2 separate regions of the Homo sapiens genome follow, and region 1 is linked to region 2. Evidence: chromatin contacts called from ENCODE Hi-C or POLR2A ChIA-PET data. All regions are on one chromosome and are shown on one strand. The core of a region is the stretch at or near the end of the contact, and the rest is flanking DNA. Distances in the headings are between cores, read along the strand shown. Region 1 overlaps ARHGAP15 (Rho GTPase activating protein 15). Region 2 overlaps ARHGAP15 (Rho GTPase activating protein 15).

Region 1 (4,075 bases), core at 879-3,378, 220 kb after region 2:
CTGAAAATTTTGTTTGGAAAATTAAGGATACATTATAGCATATTCTTTACTAAAGATACATTGTAACACACAGTCCAGGAATTTAGAGATTTAAAGAAGAAGCCTCAAAATTACTATATGTTACTCCCCTCTATACCTGCTGAGAATGTATCTTTACAGGCATTTTTACAAATGTGCAAACAAATACGTACATATGATATACAGTGGTAGCTCTCACTATGTATGTATACATGGAAAGAGTATTTAAATGCCACTCAACTGAAATACTGCTAATGATGGTTCAGAATCTGAGTCCATACATCAGTACTGAAATATCCAATATTCTTATATATGCATGTGTTTTATTCTCCAACTTGACTTACTTTTTTGCGGAAATCTAAGTGTTAATTTCGTAGAAGGCAGAGGCTATCACCTCTCTGGTGGAATTACCACGCCTACAACTCTTTTTGGGGTTTTTTTTTTTTCTCTTTTATGGACTGATGTTCACATTTATATTTAAGGCTCTTCTCATTTGATTTGGCTGTGGCCTGTTTTCTATCACTAGAAGAGAACCCATTCCTGTATTTAATATACAATCTTTCCTCATGGAAAACATATTTCTGCTTCACAGTGCCCTTTGTGTGGATTGATGCCCTATGATATTTTCTTCTTTTTTTTAGTAATTCAGCTTTCAATATCAGCTACTGCCTTAGCTCAATAACCACTTACTTTATTAGCAAATTTATCAAAGTTTTGAACAGCTCTCAAGTGACAAAGTTTTACTGACACTATATCAAGTCATAAGAAGCCCAGTTAAAATATATAATCAATAGAAGAATGTCTAAATGATCTGAATCTTTACATTTTACACTGTATCTCATTTTGTTTTAAGGAAAAAAAAAATGTCATTGTGTTTCTCTACATACAAGATAGGTTTTGCTGTTTAGGTATATTTTCCCTCTTTTTATTGTTTTTCTGAAAATGTAGTATTTTCATAACCTGTGACGCAAAAAAAAAAAGTCATTAAACTCTGGCTTATAAAAGGAAACCAGATAAATCTATAGTGGAAGGGAAATTAAACATTGTGATGGTATACTTAATATTTGCAGTATGGGATTGAAGTTATCAATCATCATTATTACCATTAAAAGTACTCACTATGAAACCCAAAGCTATGCTAAGTGCTATAACAAAAAGAGTTTAAACAAAACACCCTGCCTTACACTATAGAAATACATTATCAATGTAGATACACCTAAGATGTATTACGAGCAAAATAAAAATACTAAGTCTATACATGAAAAGACAGTGAAGAATTTACATCATAGACAAATGCATTAGAAGTAGAAGACATGGATACATAAATTCCTGAGAAAAGTAGCCATGAAATTTTCCTATGGCTGAATTGACAGTAGACGCCAGCTGTTCACTGATATCAAAAATGCAAAAATGTGGTTAGATTTAACTACTTAAAGTTGATAATGCAGTCTAAAAGTAAACATTTTAATTGTATGAATTTTCACTTCTCCTTAAATGGGTAGATAGCATGAATATTAATCATGGAATAGATGATGAGTACACACCCTTCTGTTATGAATCTAATTGTCTATTTTGTATTTCCACAATGTCTAAGTGGGAATTAAGTGGTTAAAACTGAGCACTGCAGTTAAAGTGCCCAGCATTCCCTCTTTCAATTATTTCCAGATTTAATCATGATTTGTGTTTTGAGCAAGTCACTTAAAGTTTCAATAACTTAGTTTTTCAGGCTGCAAGTTGGGGTTTGAAATTATGACTTCTATTTACACTGAGCAAGTGAAAAAAAGAGATATTAAATGACCAACAGTACATTAAGCCCAAACTTACCCTTTCTGCCCACTCTGACATAGGGAGTTATGTGCAAAGTTCTGGGAGCTCTGAAACCACAGGCGGGGGAAGGCAAAGCAGTATTTATTACAGCCCCATGAATTAGCACAAGCGTGAATGCCCTGGAAAGGAATAAACAGGAGGCTGGAAAGAAATGTAATAAACTTGATTTCTTTTTTTCAATCAATTTGGGATAAGGTGCTCTTATTTATGTAATTTGGAAAGTAGTTAAGCAGGGTAATTCCAATACAAGAAGTTTGTGTTGGAAAATGTGAGTGGAGATAATTCAGTACTTTGTTATGTAATCCCTATGATGGTGTGAGAAGAGTTTTGGAACCTCTGGGGATTAAGAGCCTGACAAAACCTTATTTTGTCTTTTTTTTTTCTTTGATTTCCTGCTCTGAATACTGCAGAGTGGTAAGATGATGGCACTAAAGCTACTGTTGCCAGCTTTGCCCTTGATGTCCTTTTGGAATTGAATTGAAATGTTTAGAGCTCCTAGCTGCTAACAAAACTATCTACCTACACTGATGTTGATCTCAATGTCAAACCTCACCGATAAAGTGAGAACAAGTAGTGTAGAAAGCTGTGTGTAATAGCTTTTCTGAAGTATAATGACTCCACTTTCCTTTAGCAACATTTCTGAAATGTTGGCTGTCCCAGCACTTCCAAATTTCAAAAAAAAAATAATAACAACATGTAATTGTAACATGGGAATACCGCGAGAACAGCAGTTTGGCAGGAAAAGAAGGTATTTCAAAATAAGGTCCCCAGAAAGAGATGTTCTGGCAGATGCACAATTTTGGATCATATTATCCAAACCGTTGAATTCTGGAAGATTTGGGGGTTTTCTTTTTTGGTTCCCATACCCTAAATGGGAGTAGATATTCGTCGTCCATCCAGAGGGCATTGTTTCCCCTTCCTGTTACTAAAGTGAGAAAATAAGTATACTAAGGGCACCCATTTACAGTAAGCATTCGTAGCTCTAGAGGTGATTTTTAATAGCACAATAGCTGTGTCAGGTATAACACTTGTGTTGGGCTAATGCCTATTCTCATATGTAATACTATTAACTGAAGATCATCTTAGAAAGCCCACTATCCTAACATCTTAGAAAGCCCAGAATTCTAACTCCCCTCTGGTGAGAGCAGTTTTAGCACCAATTAAGTCTCTCAACTGGTTAAGAATGGTATTTAAAGCTAATGCCTTTGGCCTGTGTGTTGAGATTTGAATTGCCTATTGTTATTGAAAATTCTCAGTCTTTGAAAAGCATTCTATTTGTTCAGGCTTGACAGAAAAGATCTCCAATGGGAAAAGCAGAGGAAAACATAAAGGAAATATAAGTAAATTCTAGAATACCTGGAAAGCTAGTACATTTCAGGTTAAGGTTAATGTTTATGGAGGTAAAAATACCTAGGATTAAGAGTGATTGCTCTAGTCTCTTATGCAAATCAGATTAAATATTTCAGAGTTTAAACCCATATCTCTTTTGGCTCTATTTATTTTCAAATAAAAACTCAAAGTGGGAATGGAAAAAAAAAACTACTCGTTGGCTTAACATAAATCTTTAAACTGCAGGAAGCTTCACCCTCAAAAAGTAGTTGAATCTCTGAGGGAAAAGAAAAGGCTGAATTCTATTTTTCATAAATGATGGATTATTGTACCACACTGTGTATTTTCCAGTAAAGTGTCCTTTTATTTGCACTGTGTGATTACAAGTTTCTAAAAGTATGTGTGGGGTCACTTGGGTGCTGTGGGAAAATGGAAGGAACACTGTTCTGTTAAAATCAGTAGTGAAATCAGAAGCAAACTATGTCCCGATTATCACAGGCATGTGTTTAAATTTTGCTTTCCTTAATTGGTTATGTTGTATTTACTTAAAATGAACAATTTGGCAAGTTTTTCTCCCTTGACAACAGAAAAGCGTAAACTGTTTTATAAGTTTGGCTGTTAAAATCAGATTTGTAAACCACGATATTCAAAGACTTTTACGGCTGTTTACAGGGTCCCAGTGATGGACCTTGCTTTATATCCACGCACTTCTTAACATTTTTATTTTGTATTTATAGTGCTTTCAAGTTATTTGGTTAATAAAAAGTATGCTATATATTATAGTCATCTATTGACTTCAACCTCTACATAACTCTTCTTAGAACAAAATGAGTGGAATGAATGATGGCACAGGCCTTGTAATTTGACTTGTCATCTGAGGACAATTATTTACGGCATCAGG
Region 2 (3,513 bases), core at 820-3,319:
CTTTGGCAGCTTTTACAGCTACTTAACACTAAATTCCCATTTAGTCAGGAGGATCATTCATATACTGTAATGAATGATGTCACCTTAAATCCTTTACTATGTAATTGCTGGATGTTACATTTTATAGTGGGGCATTTGATGGTGTATTTGTTTATGCTAAATTTTATGACAGTGACAGCTGTATCTTGGAGGAATGACCTTTTTTTTTTTTTTTTTTTTTTTTTTGAGACGGAGTCTCACTCTGTCACCCAGGCTTGAGTGGAGTACAGTGGCACCGTGTTGGTTCACTGCAACCTCCGTCTCCTGAGTTCAAGCAATTCTCCTGCCTCAGTCTCCTGAGTAGCTGGTATTACAGGAACCCACCACCACACCCGGCTAATTTTTTTTTTTTTTAATATTTTTAGTAGAGACGGGGTTTCACCATGTTGGCCAAGCTGGTCTCGAACTCCTGATCTCAGGTGATTACCAGCCTTGGCCTCCCATAGTGCTGGGATTACAGGCCTAAGCCACGGTGCCTGGCCGACCCTTTTCGTTCATAGGAATCTAGTTTCAAATCTTTTTAAGCAAATAGTTTCATCATATTTGCCTTCTGGCTTAGGCTAGGTTCCCCTGAAAGAAAAATTTGAGACTAGGAATTGTGTGCAAGCAGTTTATTTGATTGAAGAAAGCAGAAATTAAGAACTAGCAAGAGTGAAACAGAAGGAAGAAAAGCCAATGCAGAACCCATTATTGAGTTGGTCATAGGGTAGCTAGGACAACTTGCCAGAATTTTCCACCCAAGGATAGACAAGATGAAGCATTTGTTCATTAGCTCCTGAGCCTTTGGTTTCTGGTTGCCTCTGGGTGGGGATAATGTCTTTAGATCTTGAGTTTCAGGCTGTTCATGGGTGGGCGTGTCAAGAAGGCTCTTTCAGGTTTCCTACCCTGTAGAACCAGGAAATATCCACAGCAGATAGTAAAAGATGTGTAACGCGTGCTGAGGCAAGATGCAGTCAGTACAAAGGAGTTGAAGTCCACACAGAACTGTTGCACCAGCTGCAGCTGTAGTGACACCCACACAGCTAAGAGGATGTGAAGCAGGGCACAGGAAGCATCTGATGCAATTTACCGCTTGCAATATTCAAATTTACTTATCTCATGTTAAATCTAATCTGTTGCCATGTCTTCAAAATGATGGCTGGCCTCAATCTCTACAAAAGAGCTAATAAAAATGTTTTTGTTTAAAAAATAAAAATAAAAAAGCTCCACTCCTCCACTGCAACTGTGTATGAGGCCATATTTGATATTTATCATCTACCACCTTCACTCATTCTAGATTTTCCTCATCCTCAGCCAGGAGGAGTTTAGTCGGTTTTGTTTGTCTGAAGGAGTCAATCGGACCTTTGTATATGCGGGGTCTGAACCTTTGATTTTTTTTTTTTTTTTTTTTTTTTACTTTGTCACGCCCTGTTCACTGTAGTTGACAGTTCACTGCTCTCATCAGGCCTAGATGTACCACAAGACATCTCACTGAATCATCTGACTTCCAGATTCATTCTTCCTCCTGCTGCTGTGCATATGCAACCTTACTTTCTCATTATAATTAGGGTCAGCTATCCCCATGAATATAGTAGCTATTTTAGTTGCCCTCTTGTACACATCATGAGTATCCATAGTTACCATGCAGTGGTCACAGCTTTGAGTTCATGATACTTACTAATCCCTGTTAGAAGCAGAACTCTCCCGTATCCCAAGAATAAGAATATCTAATTCAGCAGAGCCAAAGTTGCAAAACCCAGAAGCATACATGCTGCAGATAGGTTACTACGGGGGCTACTCTTACTCCTACCTTTTGGTCCTTAGACCCACATATTCCACCTACTGGAGACACCATGTCATGTAACATCATGTATCAATGGTGTGCCATGCATTGATTCAGTGAATATACTGCAACTTGGAATATTGAACCCCCAAAAAACAGGATCCTGTCTCCAAACTACTACCTAAGCAGACACTTTAAGAGGCCACTTCATTATTAGATCAGGTTGATTTCTTCCAAGTGATGTGACATTTAGTAAGAACGGCAGATCTTAAGATCACGTGCCTGGTGTTTCATTTCCCTCATTTCCTTGATTTCAGGCAAGATCATGAATCACCCCACATTGCTAATTCAGCATTCTTAAAGATCTGGAATGGTAGGGCAGGCAGAGACACCATAATCAGAGAAAGCAAACCCATAGAATGAATCACTGTTCCCCCAAGGATGGAAGGGGTCTGATGTTGTCAGTTTGCTGTCAAACACCTGGTTTGTCCTGAAGGGGTCAGTATCTGCCTCTGCTGCTGGAAGATCATGTAATCAGTGGTAGGTAGCCTTGGGGAGAAAAAGCCATGATGTTGAGTGTGTGCAGCATCTCCATCTCTGCCACATGGCCACTCCACTCATGGGCCTATTGTGCATGTTGTAAGTGACTAAAGAGAGGCTAAAGAACTTCAACTGACCAGTCATCTGGTACATTGGCTTACCCTCTGGTAGATGTAGACAAGGATCTGCATGCTCTGGATACATTCTTATGAATCTTCTAACATTTCCCAGGCTTCTTGTTTCTAATCTTTCAGACTGTCTCCTTCCAGGCCTCTAAAGAGCAGGAAAAGTCACCTTCCATTGCCTGGAAATCAGTCTATATTCTAACCTCAGGCTACCCTCCTCTCAAGATGGCTGCTTGCCTCTCTGTCCTGTGGGAGGATTTCTCTTCACCACAGTCCTATAAGATGACTGGGTGGGTCTACGGTGAAGCTGCAGTCTTTTTTTTTTTTTTTTTTTTTTTTTTTTTTTTTTTTGTGCTCACCAACATACTGAGCTAACCCATCCATGAATCAGGCTTGAGGTTTTTTTTCATCATTCATCAGCTGGCTTCAAGCATCTCCATGAAGCCCTAGGGGTGAACTCAGGGAGAGGCACCAGTGTTAACAGTGACAAGAAAAATGGGAATTTGAGCCATCTGTTCATGGAACTTTCTTAATCCCTCTAGACCTGTTTAGGCCAAATTCTGAATATAGCATTTCAATCCATGGATTGTTGTCCACTCTATGATTCAGTGAATTCAAAAATACCCAGGTCATCATGAGAAGCTGAAGCCATAGAGTTGTCTGATGTCATATAATTAGATATTCCTTCTCTATTCTGACCCAGCAATAGGCCAGAAGCTACTTTTCAAATGGGAAGGATATTTTTGCTGTGGAAGGTAAGGCCTTCCTCCAGAACCTTAAAGACTTTCATTGTGAGGCTGTTAGTATAACCTACCACACACTCCACAGTAATATTATATTTCACTTTCTCACTAAATTTTCTGAATCATATTCCCAAGAGTCAAGGAGCTCACATGACAGCCTGGACCTGCTGCAGGCATTGGTAGTTATGAATAGCCACCCTGGTATATGAATGACATTCAGAAATACTCCTATTGTCCAATCTACTAACTTATCTAGTAATGACAGTCCCGGGCTTGTGGTCATATCACCCTATGAGAATATCTG

What was found. Hi-C counts contacts between places; a loop is a spot of excess contacts on that map. ChIA-PET counts read pairs that join two places held with the same protein, here RNA polymerase II (POLR2A). Pooled maps may share reads with other maps.
Region 1: a loop to region 2 is called in a map of ascending aorta, with 4 times the contacts of the local background. The contact joins two enhancer-like sites. A Hi-C loop is called at or near these places in 1 of 168 maps with a recorded cell type or tissue (ascending aorta) and 4 of 50 pooled maps. POLR2A ChIA-PET finds 5 or more read pairs at or near these places in 1 of 52 experiments (PC-3).

The regions. Positions count from the first base shown.
Region 1 is chr2:143,478,888-143,482,962 of GRCh38, forward strand. The region is part of intron 8 of ARHGAP15 (Rho GTPase activating protein 15); the gene reads left to right. Among named protein-coding and RNA genes, the nearest start is that of ARHGAP15-AS1, 300 kb to the right of the region's middle. RefSeq lists enhancers at 1,909-2,422, 2,652-3,412. Within about 2 kb of position 2,129, at least 2 of the 41 ENCODE cell types and tissues checked have a DNase peak (open chromatin) inside an H3K27ac peak, as active enhancers do.
Region 2 is chr2:143,261,127-143,264,639 of GRCh38, forward strand. All of the region lies in intron 6 of ARHGAP15 (Rho GTPase activating protein 15), which reads left to right. Among named protein-coding and RNA genes, the nearest start is that of ARHGAP15, 130 kb to the left of the region's middle. Within about 2 kb of position 2,070, at least 10 of the 41 ENCODE cell types and tissues checked have a DNase peak (open chromatin) inside an H3K27ac peak, as active enhancers do.